Linked DNA regions of Homo sapiens: region 2 is linked to region 1. A link is an interaction called in ENCODE POLR2A ChIA-PET data of the cell type or tissue named here. Cell type or tissue: PC-9. All regions are shown on one strand. Links, peaks and the distances in the headings refer to the core of each region. The heading gives the core; the rest is flanking DNA. Region 1 has its middle 79 kb from the start of MIR5702. Region 2 overlaps IRS1 (insulin receptor substrate 1).

Region 1 (10,088 bases), core at 3,398-7,397:
TAGTTTGGCATTGCTAAGTGAGTGTTCAGATTTGAGATTTTGCCTGTTTTATTTGTTCTAAAATTTTGTTCAAAAAGAAACTACTTTTTTACATCGTTACGTCATCCCTTATACTCCCTTCTGTTTTCTTCCTTGGTTTAAAAAAACTTTATAGAATTATTATTATGATCATTACTATTTACAGAGCACCTGTAACATGCCAGGCATATACTAGATGCTTTTCTTCCAGTATTTCATTTAATTCTCACTACAGTTATCTGAAGTAGATTTGACTAGTTCCATTTTATTAATGGGAAAAATGAAGGCTTAGAAAAGTTACTAATTTGCCCATGGAGCTTGTAAATGGCAAGACTGAGATCTAAACCCAGGCCAGAGTGAATCCAGAGTCCATGCCCAGAGTCCACGCTCCAGCTAATATTCTACCCTCTCAAAGACTATGTTTACTGTAGCAGTAGAAAGTGTATTCTCCTCTGATGCATAAAATGCAGGAAGGACTTTACAATCCACTCCAATGAGTCATCTAGCATAGTGGAAATTCTTCAAGATTTTTCTAGCTGATTTTCTAGTCAGTACACTGAGTACTGGCTGGGGTGATGTTGAAGAAGCTTCTTAACCTCTTTGAGGTTCAATATCTCCACTTCTAAAATGGGGCTAATGATAATACCCAGCACATGGGAATTTTGCTATGTGATTATATACATGCAATGGATGGTGAATGGTGAGTTGCTAAGTCAATGCTGTTAGTAAGCAACTGCGTTATTCTTGATGAGAGATCATGAAACTCTGAACTAAAGACACCTGAAAGGAGGCAACATATATGAGAGAAACTCCTTGGGAAAAGGACGTGAATGAAAGAGAGGACTTCAACATGAAGCATCACTGGGAGGTAGAGGCAATTTAACTGAGGCAAGAATCACAGGACAAGGGACAGGCTTGTCGGGGGGAGGCGGATAAAGACTTCAGTTTGGAACACTTGGGTTTGAGGTGATGGGAGAATTTTTATGTAGATATGCTTACCAGGACTTTGCCAAATAACACACTTCTCCTCAAATTCTTGCTCCAGTTGGCTCTTGGTGAAACTCAACCCAAAACACTGAGTAACCCAATCAATAGCTCTATCTTGCTCTTGAGTGGATAAGATACATGCAAGATTTCACTTGATATTGGTCTGAGCAGTGTTCATTCACTGGCACTAGTAACTCAACCAGCATTAAATCATTCCATAGCTGAGAAGAAGTTTGATCAAAAGGACAGAAGATAGAGTTAAAGATGTGGGTTTAGGTGCCAAAAGCAGAAAGAAGATATTTTGAGATATCAAAGTGGATGAGAATGTCAAGGAGGAGAATACAAAGTCAGAAGCAAATTCTAGTTAGAGAGTCTTGTGAAAGCCTACATGTAAAGAACAGGCATTTAAAGGAAATCCAGAGAAGACAAAAGGCAGAGAAAAACTAGGGAATGAATTTCAGAACAAACAAGGGAGAAGAGTTTCAAGTAAAGGTTGACATCAGTGTTGAGTTCTGCAGGGATGACAAGGATCAAAGGACTGTGAATTTGCAATTACGAGAGTGTTGGAAACGTCTGAGAAAAGAGTTTATGAAGAGTAGTGAGAGCTGAAGCTGCATTTCAAAGGGCTATTGAAATACCGGGGCCAGGGAATGAGCTCTACTCAGTCCAATCTCAAGTGAAATCTTGGGCATATCTTATCCATTCAGGAGCAGGAGGGACCACTTGGTTGGGTTGCTCAGTGTCTTGAGTTGAGTCTCACCAAAAGCTGACTCCGGTCAGGATTTGGTGAGGAGTAGTGTATTTGGGAGGTGATGCCAGGAAGAACCAAGAGAAGAATGGGGACTTGAGGCAGAGAAGGGAAAAAACAATACAGGATGTTAATGATTAAGTTGATATGGGCATTTGGGGCTCATTTCTGCTGGGGACATCTTGGAGACGATATAAAATATGCCTTGGACATGAGCCCTTTGAGCAGTCAGGTAACTGAAAGTGTTTATCCTCCAATTCTTGCTTGTATTGACTAAGGGTTGTTCTCAGAGTGTCAACCCTGGCCCCTCTGACCTAGCCTGTGTCTGCAGAGTGCAAAAAACGAAAAAAACAAAAAACAAAACAAAACAAAAAAACACCACAGATAGGGTTACAAATGCATGCAATACAAAGCTGTTAGTGTTTATGGTGAGTGCAGAGGGAAGTGGCCAGGTTCTGCTATAATTAGGGATGGAAACAAGGAAGGAAGAGACTAAGGAAAGCAAAGGACTGAGAGATTAACATTTACTGAGTGCCGAATATGCACGGGATACTGCATATGTTAGCATGTGTGTGTGTTTCAGCCTCACGTAGTCCTCATGATTTCCATTTGAAGAAACTGAAATTCAGAGAGATTAACTTTGCAATGAGCAACAGAGACCCAGTTCTTTATTAGGTCACCTAAAGATCAAGCTACTCCACCATTCAGCAAGTAAATGTGGGGTGTTAATGTGGGCATAGTCAAAATAGTGGCCTGTGGTGTGTTTGGACAGATCATCTCATCGGAATGGTGCTCTTTGTTTCTGAATTTGTGCTTTCATTCCTTCCCTCATTTGGAAGGAGTAATTAATAGCTTGGTTTTAAAAAGATCCCCTGCAGGTTTACGGGCTGCACATGGAAATCAAAATAACTAAAAGAATAATGAAATTGTGTTAACAAAGGATATTATTATCTCTTCTAATTATTTATGTTGTTAGAAATTTGAACATAAGATTTGCTATGATTATCCTGGAATGCTGAAAATGGAAATTACTTGTCGATGTACTCATCCTGTCCCACTAAGGTGTCCCTCTCTACCCTTTCCTTGTGTTCTTCCTGGAGCTGCATTCGTCCTGTCTACTACCTGGGCTCCAGATTTCTTTCCTACCCAGCATCTGCCTTAAGGTTCTGACTGATAACACTCTGATTAACTTTGTCCTTCCTGGTTGAAACCTGTTTCTCTTCCTACTCATCTTTTCAGACCTTTTGCTTAAAAATCTCTTTCTTTATCTCCTCAATTAATCATGCAGTGGAGGCAGTTGTTGTGTTGCTTCTGGCTTTCTTCTGCCTCCCTTGATACCTCTCTCTTTGGTCCTAACCTTCGGACTCTTGGCACCACCCCAGCTAATCTGATAAAGATCATTCTGGTGAATGCTCTCCATGGGGAAGACTAGAGCAGCAGGGGGCCCTCCAAGCCCCTCCTTCCCAGGCAGAGTCTCTTTGTAAATTGTTGTTTTGTGTTAATGATTTTCCAGTTTTGGTTTCATATTTTTAAAATGGAGGATATAAACATAACAGCAAAGAAGCTTCTGAAAAAAAGAATAGAAACAAATACGCTAATCAATTGCACCACCCTGACAATAGCTGCTTTCTTTGTGCTTATTCTTTGCAAGTCTTTATTCTAGTGTGTAGTTCTGATTTCTGCATTTTAAAGTTAATATTATTTCAGGATCACTTAAAATCTATTTCTAAACAAACATCATAATTATCAATTTTAATGACCAGTTAATATTCCATTGTGTTGGTGGCACCAGGTTTAACAATTCTCTTTGTAAAAATCAGTTTTTAATTCTCTAGGATAAATGCCTAAGAGTGCAATTGTTGGGCTGTATGATAAATCTATTTTTAGTTCTAAAGGAAACTGGCAAACTATTTTCCAGAGTGGCTGTAGTGTTTTACATTCCCAGTAGCAATGCATGAGTGATCCAGTTATGTCAGAGGTATCTGAACCAGCGTGACTCCATCTTGAATAGGGGCTGGGTAAAATAAGGATAAGCCCTACTGGGCTGCATTCCCAGGAGGTTAGGCATTCTAAGTCATAGGATGAGATAGGAGGTTGGCACAAGATACAGGTCACAAAGACCTTGCTGAGAAAAAAGCATGCATGAAGAAGCTGGCCAGAACCCACCAAAACCAAGATGGTGATGGAAGTGACCTCTGGTGGTCCTTACTGCTCATTATACGCGCACCGTAATGCATTAGCATGCTGAAAGACACTCCCACCAGCGCCATGACCATTTACAGATGCTATGGCAATGTCAGGAAGTTACCCTCTATGGTCTAAAAAGGGGAGGAACCCTCAGGTTCAGGAATTGCCCACCCCTTTCCCTGAAAACTCCTGAATAATCCACCCCTTTTTTAGCATATAATTAAGAAATAACTATTAGTATTATTAGTTGATCAGCCCACGCCGCTGCTCTGCCTATGGAGTAGACGTTCTTTATTCCTTTACTTTCTTAATAAACTTGCTTTGACTTTACTTTATGGATTTGCCTCAAATTCTTTCTTGTATGAAATCCAAGAACCCTCTCTTGGGGTCTGGATTGGGACCCCTTTCTGGTAACTGTTTCTCCACATTCTCATCAGCATTTGATATTTGTTCAAATTGCTATTGTTTATTTTATTTATTCTAATGGGCTTGTCTGCAATAGTCTCAGATGAAGCTTGTTGTTTCATCAAAATTATTAATAGTGCTTCTTCCACTCTTAAAGTTGCCAGTTTCCTCAATACAGTATATGGTCATCACGCTAGAGCACATTATATACATGGCCACCTACTTTGCCTATACCACTACATTTATATATCTTTGTGGTTTTAACGTGCATTTCCCTGATGACTAATGATGTTGAACATATTTTCATGAGCTTATTTGTCATCTGTGTATCCTCTTCAGTGAACTGTTTTTTTTGCCCACTTTTAAAATTGGATTGTTGTTTTTTTCATGTTGAGTTTTGAGAGTTGTTACAACATAATTTGTCTGTTAGATATGTAATTTGCAAATATTTCTTCCATTCCATAATGTGTCTCAAACATGCTCTTTTGCAAGGCAAAAATTTACCCTTTTTTCTCTTTTATTGGTCATGTTTTTGTTGTCAAATCTAAGAACTCCTTTTCTAGTTCTAAATCTGGAATATTTTCTTTTATTTTTTTCTAAAAGCTTTATAATTTCTATTATACATCTTAGCCTATGATCTATTTGGACTTAATTTTTGTACATGGTATAAGGTTTAGGTAAAGATTCATGCATCTTTCAAAAAATTTAGTGGAATCTCATTTAGAATAGGAGTAGGAATAATAAAGTAGAGGTATATGAGGGTTTTTTTAAGTATGGGTTTTATTTCTAATTTAAGGGATGACTATGATATTGGGTATCTCAAGTGCTGGGAAATTCAAACTCAGTATGAGGAAAGAGGACAACCTCAGCTCAATAGTAAGTGAGATATTTACAGGGCAGGTGGAAGTCCTCTCATAACCCACAGAGGGTGCAGACAACATGTCCTGGAGTGGTCTTGCACAATCCCAGATCACAATCATTCCACTGAAATTATTCATAGTGCCACTTCCCCCTTCCCCTGTCAAAGGGGCTTGATTTCTTCAACACAGAATATGGTCATCCAACTGGATCACATTATGTAAGTGGCCACCTGCTTTACCTATGCCTATCTGCTTTTTCCACGTCCCTATCTTAAAGGAAATGCCACAGACCCCCAAATTTTATGTAATTGTCTAAGAGATTAATTTGGTGCTTTAATTTCAGAAAAGTATAGAAATTTCTTGCTGGAAGGGATCTCAGGGATGCTTCAGACAAGCTAACATGTATCTAGCCCTTACTATGTGTCAGACACTGTTCTAAGAATTTTATGTGCAATGGTCAATTCTCACCGAAACCCTGAAAGGAAGTTTTATCATTTTCATTTCACAGACAATGCTATTGGGGGAATACAGAGGCTAAGCAACATGCCAAGGTTTTGTGGCTGGGGATTAGAAAGTCGTGATTCAACCTGGGCAAAGTGGCTCCAAGGACTATGCTTAACCACTGCCCCAGTCACTTCCTCTCCGTGGTGTCCTGCAAGTGTACCAAGAGAACCCAGCAAGGTTAATAAATTTAAAGTGGTGAGGGAGGACCCAACCCAAGTTCCTATATTGTAACAGCTATATCTGGCAAGTTAAATGGACTGTGGAATAATAAAACCCAAATATTTCTGTGTGTGGAAAACCTGGGGTCTGATAAAGGCTTGGGTTATATAGTCCAGGTACACATAAAAAGACCTTGGACAAGTCACTTAATGGACTTCAATTGCCTCATTACAGAGGGATAATGAAAATACCTAACTCATATGAGGTGTGAGTATCTAGGTCGGTGATGAATTTGGTGTTGTCTGAGTTACATATCAGAAAAATCATTCAAACAGTATTAAAATAGTGAACAGTACTTTAAAGCATTAATGTAGTGTGGTGTCCTGGGCTATGGCTGGCTGGTTGACTGTGTTTACAACTTGGTTTGAAAAGTCACGGTTCATTCTTTTTTTTTTTTTTTTTTTGAGACGGAGTCTCGCTCTGTGGCCCAGGCGGGAGTGCAGTGGCGCAATCTCGGCTCACTGCAAGCTCCGCCTCCCGGGTTCATGCCATTCTCCTGCCTCAGCCTCCCGAATAGCTGGGACTACAGGCGCCCGCCATCACGCCCGGCTAATTTTTTTGTATTTTTAGTAGAGACGGGGTTTCACCGTGTTAGCCAGGATGGTCTCGATCTCCTGACCTCGTGATCCGCCCGCCTCGGCCTCCCAAAGTGCTGGGATTACAAGCGTGAGCCACCGCGCCTGGCCGGTTCATTCTTTTGTATGTTTTTGCTGCTCAGAAATGAAGGCAAGAGCCTCCCTCTCATATTTCTCCTTCCATAGGTAAAGATATAATTGGCCCAGCCACAAAAGTCAAGAGAACCTGAAATGCCAGTTGATATCCAGGTTTCAACTTTATTCTGAAACAACTTTGCTCATAGTTTTTATCATATCCCTGAATGCAATAGACACTTGTGGCTCATTGGTAAGTTTCCCGTTTATAGCACATAACTAGAGGCTGCATAAGGAGACACCTGGTTATGACACTATAGAAGAAACTTCCGCAGAGTTTATGGGAGGCTGAATGAATGGGCTGGGTTATACGCCATTAAGTATGGAGTGATTTTTATCAGAACAATATATATTTCCTTCTATATAGACAGTGGCTGAGTGTTTCAAGTTATATAACTAGCTGTTCTGGAAGGGTTTGAAGAAAAACAACAGGGGATTCAGTTAAAGGTAAAAGAGATTTAACCATCCTTTCTAATCCAGCTCAAAATTAGGAGCAGAGAAAGGTGGAAAATGGAAAGAAACATATAAAGGTCATAGCTATTTTGATTATATTGATATTGTGGAAGGTGAAAATTTAGGGTATGGGGAAGCATTATGGATAAGCAGGGGCCACGTGATCTGGAGCCAAAGTACCCAGGGTGGTAGAGTAAGGGAAGTTAATGGGTGTGATGCCATTGAGGCCTCAGTGAAATCATCTGGTGTTCCGAGCGGGCGTCTGCTCCATTAGGGGCCTGTAGTGACTGCTATAAAGCTCAGTTATACTGCTCAGTTGTTCTCAATGTTGGCTGCACACTGTCATCACTGGGAGCTTCAAAATTACTGTTGCCTGAGCTTTTCTCCTTGCAGAGCATTTCAGCTGCTCTGAAGAATCTCCCTAACATCTCTCGGAAGTAACCCCTTGGTTGGGTCCCTCACGGTGGATTTTTGTGAGTGCCATATAGCTTCTGTTTTAAGACACAGCAGCCCAAATATACCTTTCAAATTGGAAGATGAGTTGTACCTTTTTTCCAGCAGCTGTGGGAGGCAACTGACTCTTACTTCCTTGCAGTGGCTTACTAATTTTCAATTAGTTGTAAACATGCTTTCCACATTTGGTAAAGCTCAAATCATCAGTTTCACGTGATGGGGTCACAAACAGAAATTTATTTTATTATCTAGATTGACATTTTATACTCAATAACTGATTCTATGGAAAATTGTCTTAATTTTACCAATAACGAATTTGAGAGTTTGAGTCAGTTTATACATTTGTACATATATATTTTTCTCTTCATTTAGAACTTACTATTTCTTATCAAACATGAAGTTACTTTCAGTCCTTTAGTCATGGAAGATTCTCAGTATTAGAGTTCTAAAGTGTCTTTCTAGTGAAGAGTGCTTTAGAAGAGAGCTGTTTCATTCGTGTTATGGGGTGCCTAGCACTTTGCAATACTTAATACAAATGAAACTATAATAGCTTTTTTGTACTCATCATGCAATAAAGGCACGGCTTATCACTGAACACACTATGCAGTTAATGCTTCATAATTCTAGTTTCAGTATTTAACAGCTACCAGCCAGAATGTAACCTGACCTGACCTTTTTTGTTGATGTAAAGTGATACAAACTGATGAGTCCACACAGAAGGCCCTTTTGGTAGATGGCTCTTGGCTATTGGCTATTACCCTGGGACAAATAAAATAGGCTTTTCCGGAAGCCAGAGAGAACTGGGGGAGCACAGGAACTTGGGGTGAGATGGTATATATGGAGATTATGGGATCCTTTCGCTGGAAGCCCCTTGGCTCTGGATGTGCCCCCATCTGCTCAGGTCTAGATGACCTTGGGATATCCCAGCCTCTGGACATTCCTCACTCCTTTTCTAGGGAAACAGGGACACAGATGTGTGGCCTGAGGTCACAGAGTCAGTCAGCATCTACCTGGAGATTCTAATTCCTTCCCCTGGGCTCCAGCCTCAAGGGGTCTGGTTAACCATTATAACTGTGCTTTACTGATTATTATTTCAAAAACATTAAAAAAAACAGCTTTGGAAATCACTTTCCCATCACCAACACTATTGATTTTCCACTATCGATAGTTTTTTTTTTAAAAGGACATTTGTATGTAAATCGAGCAGGCAGGCAGATCATCATTTACATTTATATTAGCAGGGTGCTTATTGCCATTAATTATTTATTGTTTTTAGTTCTCCTGAAAGGTGGGTTCTCTGGTCTCCATTTTGCAACTGATGCAGGTTTCCAAGGACAGTGTGTTGCCAAATCCAAGTCAGTTTGGGCTTCTGTAACTCACCTGAGCATGGGAGCAGGACCTTCTCACACAGGCCAGGTAATCAGCTGCTCACTGAATGAATTTCTTTTTTTTTTTTTTTTTTTGTATTTTAGTGTCCTGTTTATTCTTTTTTTTTTTTTTTCTTTTCTTTTTTTATTATACTTTAGGTTTTAGGGTACATGTGCACATTCTGCAGGTTAGTTACATATGTATACATGTGCCATGCTGGTGCGCTGCACCCACTAACTCGTCATCTAGCATTAGGTATATCTCCCAATGCTATCCCTCCCCCCTCCCCCCACCCCACCACAGTCCCCAGAGTGTGATATTCCCTTTCTTGTGTCCATGTGATCTCATTGTTCAATTCCCACCTATGAGTGAGAATATGCGGTGTTTGGTTTTTTGTTCTTGCGATAGTTTACTGAGAATGATGATTTCCAATTTCATCCATGTCCCTACAAAGGACATGAACTCATCATTTTTTATGGCTGCATAGTATTCCATGGTGTATATGTGCCACATTTTCTTAATCCAGTCTATCATTGTTGGACATTTGGGTTGGTTCCAAGTCTTTGCTATTGTGAATAATGCCGCAATAAACATACGTGTGCATGTGTCTTTATAGCAGCATGATTTATAGTCATTTGGGTATATACCCAGTAATGGGATGGCTGGGTCAAATGGTATTTCTAGTTCTAGATCCCTGAGGAATCGCCACACTGACTTCCACAATGGTTGAACTAGTTTACAGTCCCACCAACAATGTAAAAGTGTTCCTATTTCTCCACATCCTCTCCAGCACCTGTTGTTTCCTGACTTTTTAATGATTGCCATTCTAACTGGTGTGAGATGGTATCTCATTGTGGTTTTGATTTGCATTTCTCTGATGGCCAGTGATGATGAGCATTTTTTCATGTGTTTTTTGGCTGCATAAATGTCTTCTTTTGAGAAGTGTCTGTTCATGTCCTTCGCCCACTTTTTGATGGGGTTGTTTGTTTTTTTCTTGTAAATTTGGTTGAGTTCATTGTAGATTCTGGATATTAGCCCTTTGTCAGATGAGTAGGTTGTGAAAATTTTCTCCCATTTTGTAGGTTGCCTGTTCACTCTGGTGGTAGTTTCTTTTGCTGTGCAGAAGCTCTTTAGTTTAATTAGATCCCATTTGTCAATTTTGTCTTTTGTTGCCAT
Region 2 (10,088 bases), core at 3,353-7,352, 180 kb before region 1:
ACTAAAAATACAAAAATTAGCCGGGCGTGGTGGGGGGCGCCTATAGTCCCAGCTACTCCGGAGGCTGAGGCAGGAGAATTGCTTGAGCCCAGGAGGTGGGGGTTGCAGCGAGCCGAGATAGCGCCACTACAAGATTTTGGAGAACTTTTGATGGCATTTAGATTGGTTTAGTAACAGCCAGAACCTAGTTTCACATGAATTTTAAGGTCAGCAGGTACAGAGGAGAGTTCAGGGTGGTTTACTAAGCTGCTGTTGGTACAATATTTAGCACACAAACATTCAAATTTTTGATTAGCCCTTTGGCTTTGGTTTGGTTTATTTTAGTCTTATTGATGATTATTTGCTTATTATTTTAATATTTCATTACTTTATAAAATATATTTGTATCAATGCAACAAGTATATGTCCATTCATTTATTCCAAATCTCATTCCTTGTTGAGATTTGCTATGTGCCTAGACACATTTTTGGAAAACAGAGACTATGTGGTGAATCAGACAGATAGTAGGTTTCTGTGTTCGTGGAGTTTTTATTATTCCAAGGGAAGAAACAAATGATAACCAATGAAATAGTGTAAAGGGATAGAGAAGAATGGGTAGGGTGGGCCATTTTTGATAAGGGTAGCCAGAAAGGAGGCAGTGACTGAGCAAACATCTGAGTGAAGTAAGGGAGAGACTTATGGGGCGAGGCTGTGTGCTGGTGAAGAGTGTCCCAGTAGAAGCAGCAGATGCAGAATCCTATGCTGGGAACGATCCTATGTTCCGGTGCATCTGGAGCAGCAGGGATGGGGTAGAAGGTGTGATTGGGGTAGTAAGCTAGGGTCTCACAGGGCTTCATAGGCCATGGGAAGTTGCTTGAATTTCATTCAAAGTATGATGAAAGCCTGGGAATGTCAGTGTGTGTGCCTGGACCACTCACCATGTTACTAAGTTTTATTCTAGAGGGACATGGACTTCTTCTGTGTGACGTGTTACTCCTCATGCCTTTGAGTTTGATAGTGCCAATCAGCTGAGACCTCTTAGATAATGAACTAAAGCCACCTCTACCCTAGATTTTCATACATTCATTACCAGCATCACCGAGGCTTATTTTAGGGGTGGCTCCAAAAGGTTTCTTTTTTAGTCTTGCCACAGCGGCAGGCTGCACTAGCTTCTGAGATACCCATTGGTCAAACCAGGCCCTTTGCGTATTGCCACCAGAGTTCAGTCCTAGTTCCAGGCCTGTCTGGATGCTTGGCCACCCAGGTTATGATCATTAATGCATTCCTTGCAAGACATGTGTGCTCTGGTTTCTTTAAAGCAGGATCTCAATTCTATAAAGAATGGCTAAGGGCCCTTTTGTTGGGGGTGGGGTGTAAGGTGCTCATTTTAAGCCTCCACCAAACATTCCAGCTATCAAGAATTTATCCCAGTTCTTTTGTATTTTGAGTTGGCCTTTTTTTATTTTGGAAACCATGTCACCTGACGTGACCCATTCTCTCATTGGCCCTTATTATGGCTTGCGCTTATTTCAGCACTCTTTTTATCTTAAGTGGTTTTTAGGTTATGTGATCCAAATTTAGCCTTGCTGATAACACTTGGCTGCCATTTGACTGGCACTGTGTAGAAGTCTGTATGTTTTAGGAAGTAGAGTATTAGTTCATTTTAATCCTTTAATCTTCCTGTAGGCTAGATACTATTCTGCTCTAACACCTACATATCAGGCCTTTTTTCTGGTGACATGCAAAACCTGTAGTAGAAACATTTGGCACTAATCAGGTAAATGTGAGTTTGCTTTGACCTTCATTGCCTTTTTTTTTTTTAACTTGATTTTACTAACTTCCTGGAAAATTATGTTGGCTGAGTAAACTTTTAATGATGTTTTTTATTATACCATTTGCTTTTAGGTGTTAATTCTGTGATCATTCTTGTTTTGAGCTGCTCTCGACAGCTGGCTCTATGGTTTCATGAAGGCATGCTAGTGGGTTGATGAAACCGAATCCTACCATATGGAATGGTGGCAAGAGAGTGATCTTCATTATTTGAGTTCCTGCAATTATAAGGTTTTAGTAGGGAAGCAGAAGACACAAAAATATTCACTAATGAACTAAGCACTTCTAAACTCTGCCCTTGCTTATTATCTCTTTATACTTAATACCAGTGATCCTTCATCCAGTTTTATTCAGTGTGGAAATACACCTTTTGTGAAAGATGCAGCATTTCATAAAGTCAATGAAAGTAATGCTGGTGGATTGCTGGGTTTCACAAGCAGTCAATGACCAGTAAAGATCTAGCAGATGAGTCAACTGTTGAAGAAACAAATCAAAGATAATGACTACTTTAGTACTTCTAAAATGCATGGTAAAAATAGTATAGGATTGGCTGGGCGTGGTGGCTCACGCTGTCATCCCAGCACTTTGGGAGGCAAAGGCAAGTGGATCACTTGAGGCCAGGAGTTCAAGACCAGCCTGGACAACATGGCAAAACCCCGTCTCTACTAAAGATACAAAAATTAGCTGAGGTTGGTGGCACACGCCTGTAATCCTAGCTACTCAGGAGGCTAAGGCACAAGAATTGCTTGAACCTTGGAGGCAGAGATTGCAGTGAGCCGAGATCGTGCCACTGCACTCCAGCTTGGGCAACAGAGTGAGACCCTGTCTCAAAAAAAAAAAAAAAAAATATATATATATATATATATATATATATATATATATATATATAAGATTAAGAGAGGGCCTTGGGAAAATTCATAAAACCTTTGAATATTTCTACAGAAATGATTCTTTTTATGGTTGTTCCATGATGACCAAACAAGAAGTCGAAGTTGAAACGTGAAGGAAAAGTAATCCAAAAACATGAACACTTGATCAAACTTTGTTCATTTAAGAATTTTCTAGTAGATTCAATTAAAACATGCTTTGTTAAACATAAGGTAATATAGTTTTTTCATATATTTCAGCTTTATTCCCTAGTGTAAAATTTCAGTTAAATCCATTTACAATAAAAATTAGGTCCATGTTTTCAACAGATTTACTTTTTAAAGTGGCTTCTGTTTGGTTCCTGTTATGTTCAGCTGATGAAGACATCCTGCATAGTTCTTTTACGGAAGTGGCAGAGGAGAAATGTGGGAAAGCCTTTCCTGTTCCTCCCCAATTTTTGCAAAGTAGGAACTGGAGTTTTCTCGTTGCTCCAAAGCTGTGAGGCCAGCTGTTGAGTAGGCAGGTGGAAAAGCTCCATGGATACTTTACTCCTGTGAGCCTAGGAAAGTCCATTAGTGCTCATGGGGTTGTTTTAGAGAACTCACAGAGAGCAATATTAGTCAACTTTGTAGGAAACCCAGATAAGTTGGCGATTCCCCACAGGGCCCCGATAAAAAGTCTTCCTGGCCCTTATGTGGACCAGTCCAGGAGTAGGATGCACAGAGTACCCTTCAAAGAAGCTTATATGACAATAAATAGTGATTCAGTAAGAGTTTTTGCTACTTGTTAGTCAATAAAAATTTAAAGGCATTATCTTGTCTCTAATTTCCATTTCAGCTCAACTGTGTATTTCCCGAGGGAGGTAAGTCTAAGCAGATTTTTTCTAAGAAAAGAATATGAATTGGTGAGCTGGGCATAGTGGCACATGCCTATAGCCCCAACTACTCGTAAGGCTAAGATCAGAGGATTGGTTGAGCCCAGGAGTTTGAGTCAACCTGGGCAACATAGCAAGACCCCATCTCAAATGAATGAATGAATGAATGAGTAATATTTATAAAAAGAATAGGAATTGGTGAAGCTATAGTGTAAGCTTGCGAGAGCTAAGGATATATAATTCAAAAGGAGTGAAATAGAAGTATAAGTAGATTTTCTTGCCTTTGAGGAAAATTAACAAGAAACAAAGTTTGTGCGATAGACTTCTAAGTACACTATCGACAGCATTTCTATAACCACCGCTTAAAAATACATGTACACTGTTGTCTTTAAGGAGTAGTTGATTAGTGTCTTATGGTACATCTTGTAGAACAGCAAGCTAGGCAGCTGGTCCATTTCTGATCTGCTCGCATATAGATGAGCAATCAAACCTTGACGACGGCAACCCAAGAGGTGAATTGCGCGAGGATTCACAGAGGTTATGCTGTGGCGCACCCTCACTGTGATCTGCTTTAACTCCCTTTTCTAGGAATGCTAATGTCACCCTCTTTAATTCTCTCTCCTTTTTCTGGTCTTCATTGAGACTAATGATGTATGTGTCAGGCTTTGAGATACTTTTCATGACAATTTTAAAAGTCTCTCTGTAGGTAAATAGATTTTCTTTTTTTGAAACAGGGTCTTGTTATGTTGCCCAGGCTGGAATGTGGTAAAGTGATCATGGCTCCCTGCAGCCTCGCACTCCTCGACTTGAGTGATCCTCCTGCCTTATCCTCCCATGTAGCTTGGACTACGATGAGCACCATCATGTTCAGCTAACTTTTTATATTTTTTTGGAGAAGGGGTCTTGCCATGTTGTCCAGGCTGGTCTCAAACTTCCGACCTCAAGCAATTCTCCCACCTCGACCTCCCAAACTACTGGGATTACAGATATGAGCCACTGTTCCTGGCCAAAAAGCTGTATTTTTAGCTCTGATTCTTGCCACATTCCATTAGTGATCCTTCGATGTTTCTAAAGGAACATACACCATAGCAGTGCAGAAAAAGCAAAAGGAAATATTATTTAGGAAATCTAGTATGGGGGGAAATAATAAAACTTACTTTCAGACTGAGTGGAAATGATTCTTGGAGTGTGTTCTGCTGAAGTTTATCCATGATCCATTTTTCATCATTTGGCATGAACTACAGAGTTGTGTATAGGGATTTTCATTTTATTTGGATTTGAAGTTCATTTACTATACAACGGTCATACAAATGAGTTTGGAAGCTCTGATTACTAAGTGATTGGCCCAAAGATTATCATAGGATGGATTAGTACCCTGAGATTCATTGTAGGTTTCCACAATGAAGAAAAGAGTAGCTTGGGTATTGCTAAAAAGAAATTTGATTCAAAAGTCAGTTATTGTTTGTTTGTTTGAATGGAAGACTTATGTAGGGTCTTTTTTTAAATGGCAATTAAAGGTGATTTGGAATTACTGGGAGGATAGTGAATAATTCTAGATGAAATAAAACTTGACTAGTATCACAGAAACCAAGAGAGAAAGGCCAGAATACGTAGATACCTGGGCCATTGGCAATGGGATGCACTCACCATGACCTAATATTTTGGAATGTAGCTAGTCAAGGAGAGAACTATTTCTGTGTCTGTGTTGCTTTTGGAAAGCAGATGGCATCTTTTAAAAAATAGCCTTGAAATTCAAGCTCCCTGGATTGCTCGTTTCATTTTCACGTTGGCATTCAAAGGGGGTAACCACCAGGATCTGAGATGTGGCATGCATGAATGGCAGTTTTTGTGGATTTTGTTGTAGTATTTTTGTCATAAATGTGGACAGTAGTCTTCCAAGACAGCCTTAATGCAGGACTGTGAGAATCTTGTGTAATTCAAGACTGTAGAAAGCACAACATGGTATAAAAAGAAAAACCCCAAAAATGTAGTAATTTGAATAAAAAGAAACCAAAAATAGGATGGTATGGGAAGTGTTTAGGGAATGGTGAATTCAAACTAAGATGCCCCTCCAGCAGTACAAGGCCTTCAGCAATGCATTTTCTTCAGTTTCTTTTTTCCTGAAACCAACAGTCTTCCCTTTCTTGCCGTTGGAGGTACTGTATCATCATTTTTCCCCCTTTATCTTTCTATTCAGAAAGTTACTGTACATTCTTTGTTGTAAAAGCATTTAAAGGAAGATGATGATATAAATGTTCCCAAATGAGTTTTCTCTTCTGGATGATCGCAAGAGTATTATACTTTTTTGTAAGAATAACAAATGCACGCCTGTTAACGCTCTGGCAGACCACTTGTTAGGTAAGAGTTTTACCTGATTCCTTCCATTGGAAAGGTGTTTTATATTTGTAGGCTTGTCACTTTGAGCTGATTTTGTTCTTATGATCAGCCTCTTTTGGATTTTTATTCCTGATTTACAATGAAATATGTATTCGGCTGGTGCAAATGTTATTACAGGTCTTGGCATTTTAAAAGTAATGGCAAAAACTGCAATTACATTTGCACCAACCTATAGTTCTTCTGGCTTTACAGTAGGCCAGGAGCCAGCAAACTAGGGCCAAATCCAGCTGCCACCTGTTTCTGGAAAGCTTATTGGAACACCCATTTCTTTATGTATTGTCTGGCTGCTTTTGAGCTACAATGGCAGAGTTGAGTTGTTGGGGTAGAGACTATACATGGTCCACAAAGCCCAAGATATTTGCAATCTGACCCTATTAGAAAATTTGCCAATGCTTCACTGGCTAAAACTTTTAGTGCAATGAGTAAATTATACAGATGCTTCACTAGTGTTACCTGTGGTAGGTAAAGCTTATGTTTAGATAAAGATTTGCTCTCTCTCTTTTTTTTTTTTTTTTGCATTTTTATGTTCTGATGGCATTTTAGATAGTAATATCTCAAGAGGTATGAGCTGTCTGTCTATTAATTGTCAATGCAATAAGATATCAATGATAACTTCCCAAAGAATTCTGGCCAGAGATTCCAAGTGAGGATGCCACCCCTGAATAGTGATAGAGCATATTTATAGTCACTAAGGTCAAGATTTTGAGTAACTAAATTAATAAATCAAACCAAACTCACATCTCAGTTTTTCTGGAAAATAATGATTGCTGGTTGTTGGAACAAAATGAACCTTAGGGTGCCTAGTGCTTCTGTAATGAGCAAGGGCTATGTTGTAGGACAACAGCTCAGCCTCTATGCTGCCATTTTAGTTCTTTCTGACTTGCTTTTTGGATAAGCGGAATGCAGGGCACCCATGCAATCCAATAACCAGAGGTCTTGGCTAAAAATAATGGAACAGTTTAATTTTTCTGTAGTTTATGATGGAACATAATGCCACCTGGCAACCTCTGTTATCCATGTCTGTACTTATGGCTTTGTCATGATTTCCAAACTGCATTCATGGAACAGTCATTTAAGTTTCAAGATTGAAAATTTGTAGCTAATTATGTTAGGGAACTCTTCCAGAGTTTTGGATTTGGGGAATTTCAGGTTTATTGAGGTACCTATAAAATTCTAGTTCTGCTCAAATTTTAATATCTGAATCATCTACAACTTAGGATTCTTTGTGGGAAGAGTAAAGCTCTCTGGAAGCTCAACTAGCTTTTATTCGATTTAAAGTTTGATAAGAAACAAAACTGTCACTATAAGTGACAGTTGACCAGAGTGGAGAAGGGGGCCAGAAAGAAACAGAGGAATATAGCAAAGTAGGAAAGTATCAGAGAGATACAATGGATACTTTTTTTCCCTGGGATAGAGCTCTTGGAAGTTGGTATAGAATGACAATAAACCCGGCAGTCACCTGGGCTGTGTACAGCACAATTCCATGGAATTGTTTTCACACCCAGAATGGTGTAAATAGTGCCCCCTGTAGTTGTCCTCTCAAAACCTCAGTTACAGCAGCCAAATTTATTACCAAAATGCATTCCAAAGCAATTATGTTGTTGTTTTAGAAAGCTGAATTTTATTGGTCTGCTCTTCTCGTTAAAAACCAATAGTTAAGAATTGGAGTTGTCTATATAGTCATATTCCTGCCCACAGCTACTTAGGTGGTGTAGCTCAATATAGAACCCAGCTTGATTTCTAAGTTTAGCTTCACATCATGAGCTGGCAGTGAACCCTGCAAGTGTTGGTTTTCATGGAAGCAGCATGGAAAACATCAGCAATTCCTGCATCTCTGCTGAAATGCACATATGTGAATCTGCTGCTCTGAAGAGGACAGAGGTCTAGGGTTAGGTTTCACAATCATACTTTCACAAGATTGACCTTAGCTTTCTGCCTATTTGGTTCCAAGTCTTCTGGTGACAGCAAAAGATAGCACTTTGGACTTCAGACAGCTTTGATGGCAAGTTTTCAAGCTTTTTTTCTTGCAATATCTTTTCAATAAGGAATTGTTTGGTGTCTAATAAAAGTACATAATTCAATTTTTTAAAAAAGCAAATCATATCCTTCCTAGCATCATCTGAAAATGGGTAGAAGAGGGTGCTTGAGGGATTAAACATTTAGCCTTGTGTATGCATGCATGCAAGTGGTTGCCTTCATACGTGCCCAGATTTATACCAGCTGTGCACTTGTTCATCTTTTGTGGAGGGGGGTGGGGTTGAGGGTTTTCCTCTGATGCAGAGACATTCCAGATGGACAAGAATGTAAATGCCAGGTTGCATTTTTAGGGGCTTACTAATGGAGCCACAGCAGATTAAGAGGGTAAAAAAAATTATGACCGCATGTATTTGTAGGGAAGTGTGGACTGGACACTATTAGATTTGCTATCTGTGAGATCCTCTTGTATTGACATTTTATAAAGTAATTGGGTATTTTCAACTCTCTCTGAGGAGTAAGAATGAGATTCTTGATGCCGGCTTTTGTCAAAATAATATTTTAAGGAACATTTTAGTAAAGCCACTTATTGAATTGTAGTTTTAAAATTAATTTTTAATCTTGCAATAAGACAAAAAAAGAAAAAAATTTAATTTGTGCACATAAATGACTCATTTGGATGGTAGACTTATTCTATATGCATTATTATTATTATTTTTTTTCTGAGACAGGGTCTCACTTTGATACCCAGCCTGGAGTGCAGTAGCACAATCACGGTTCACTGCAGCTCAACCTCCTGGGCTTAAGCGATCCTCCAGCCCCAGCCCCCCAAGTAGCTGGGACTACAGGCATGCGCCACCACACATGGCTGTTTTGTACTTCTAAAAATAGAGGTGGGGTTTTGCCACGTTGGCCAGGCTGGTCTCAAACGCCTGAGCTCAAGCGATCTGCCTGCCTCGCACTCCCAAAACGTTGGGATTACAGGTGTGAGCCACAGCACCCAGCGCATAACTCTTCTTTCTCAGCTAAGCCTATGTACAAGTTCCAACAGAGTGCTAGGAGACAAAACATTTCAGTGCATTTTCATGGCTTTGTTTTTCATGGCATATTTGCATTTTATTGTGACTTCTGATTCTCTTGTATTTTCTCTGCTATAAAGAAACTATGTAGTTTTAAGTTATATCAAAAAAGGGTGTTTATTTGTCTTTGCATGAATTTTGAAAAAGTTTTCATTGTTTTCCATTCATTTAAAAAATACATCTGAAAATGTATATCTGCTTTAATCATAAAAGTGTTTCTCTGCTCACATGATCTTCATTCAGCTTTAGTGAGAAAATAAATTTGGGCACATACCAACTGTTACTATATGATAGGAAGTGCTACAGAATTGTGGAATGTGACTTGCTTCAGCAGCTGTTTGATGGCTAATGGTTCAGGGCATTTGCCAGCTGCCATGGTTCTGCCATGGTTCATTGGGGCTGTGTCAAAATCCTTGAAAACTTCAGGCTCAAGAACCCAGAGCTTATTTGACCCTTTATTAAGTGCTGGTACTATATTTAGAAGTTTATTTGCTGCAAACCTCTGTAAACATTTTCTCCAGACTAAACGTTTTCCTTTGTAGAGAGAATTTTTCCATTTTCCAGCATGGCATTGTAAAAATCTAGCAACCATATCTCACATTTATATAAGAAAGCATTTGGAATTGTCTTTCAAAACCACATGGGTGCCTAATGAATATTACTTGCTAGTTTGTGACTTTTATTTGTGTTTTGAGGCTTGTGTAATCCCTTGCACCAGCCCCGGACACAGGCAGTTTTGGATATTAGAGCCGATTTTTTCATTATCCCCCATTGGGCCTCTATGAGTCATACTCTGGACACAAATAGAAGTGAATGTATAATCACACAACCACTTATTCCACAGTTACTGGGCAAAATAATTTGTAATGTGCAATGAGCATCTTTGCTAAAGGAATTTACAAGAAGGTCTTGAAAGACAGTACCTGTATCTATCTGTAGAGCATCACAAATTTCACTTCCTTGGATATTTTAGGAAGGGTAGGTTGGGTGTGTCCTGTCTGGCTAATTTGGAGGTGGTTTCCATTAGCATCCAATCATTTAACCTCATCCCTTCACTGACACCTTTTTTTTTTAAACTCCCTGTAAAC

What was found. ChIA-PET counts read pairs that join two places held together with the same protein. Peaks named below come from ENCODE experiments on the same cell type or tissue, not always from the same donor. Only the 100,000 strongest peaks of a DNase experiment are listed, where the experiment ranks them.
Region 2: POLR2A ChIA-PET joins it to region 1 with 5 read pairs; 3 of 35 experiments call an interaction of 5 or more read pairs at or near these places.

What each region holds. Positions count from the first base shown.
Region 1 is chr2:226,574,271-226,584,358 of GRCh38, reverse strand. No RefSeq gene overlaps it. Among named protein-coding and RNA genes, the nearest start is that of MIR5702, 79 kb to the left of the region's middle. In PC-9, for the core only: no CTCF peak of the experiment used is centred there; a DNase peak (open chromatin) is centred at 5,298; H3K27ac peaks cover 1,340 bases.
Region 2 is chr2:226,758,732-226,768,819 of GRCh38, reverse strand. All of the region lies in intron 1 of IRS1 (insulin receptor substrate 1), which reads left to right. Among named protein-coding and RNA genes, the nearest start is that of IRS1, 36 kb to the left of the region's middle. In PC-9, for the core only: no CTCF peak of the experiment used is centred there; no DNase peak of the experiment used is centred there.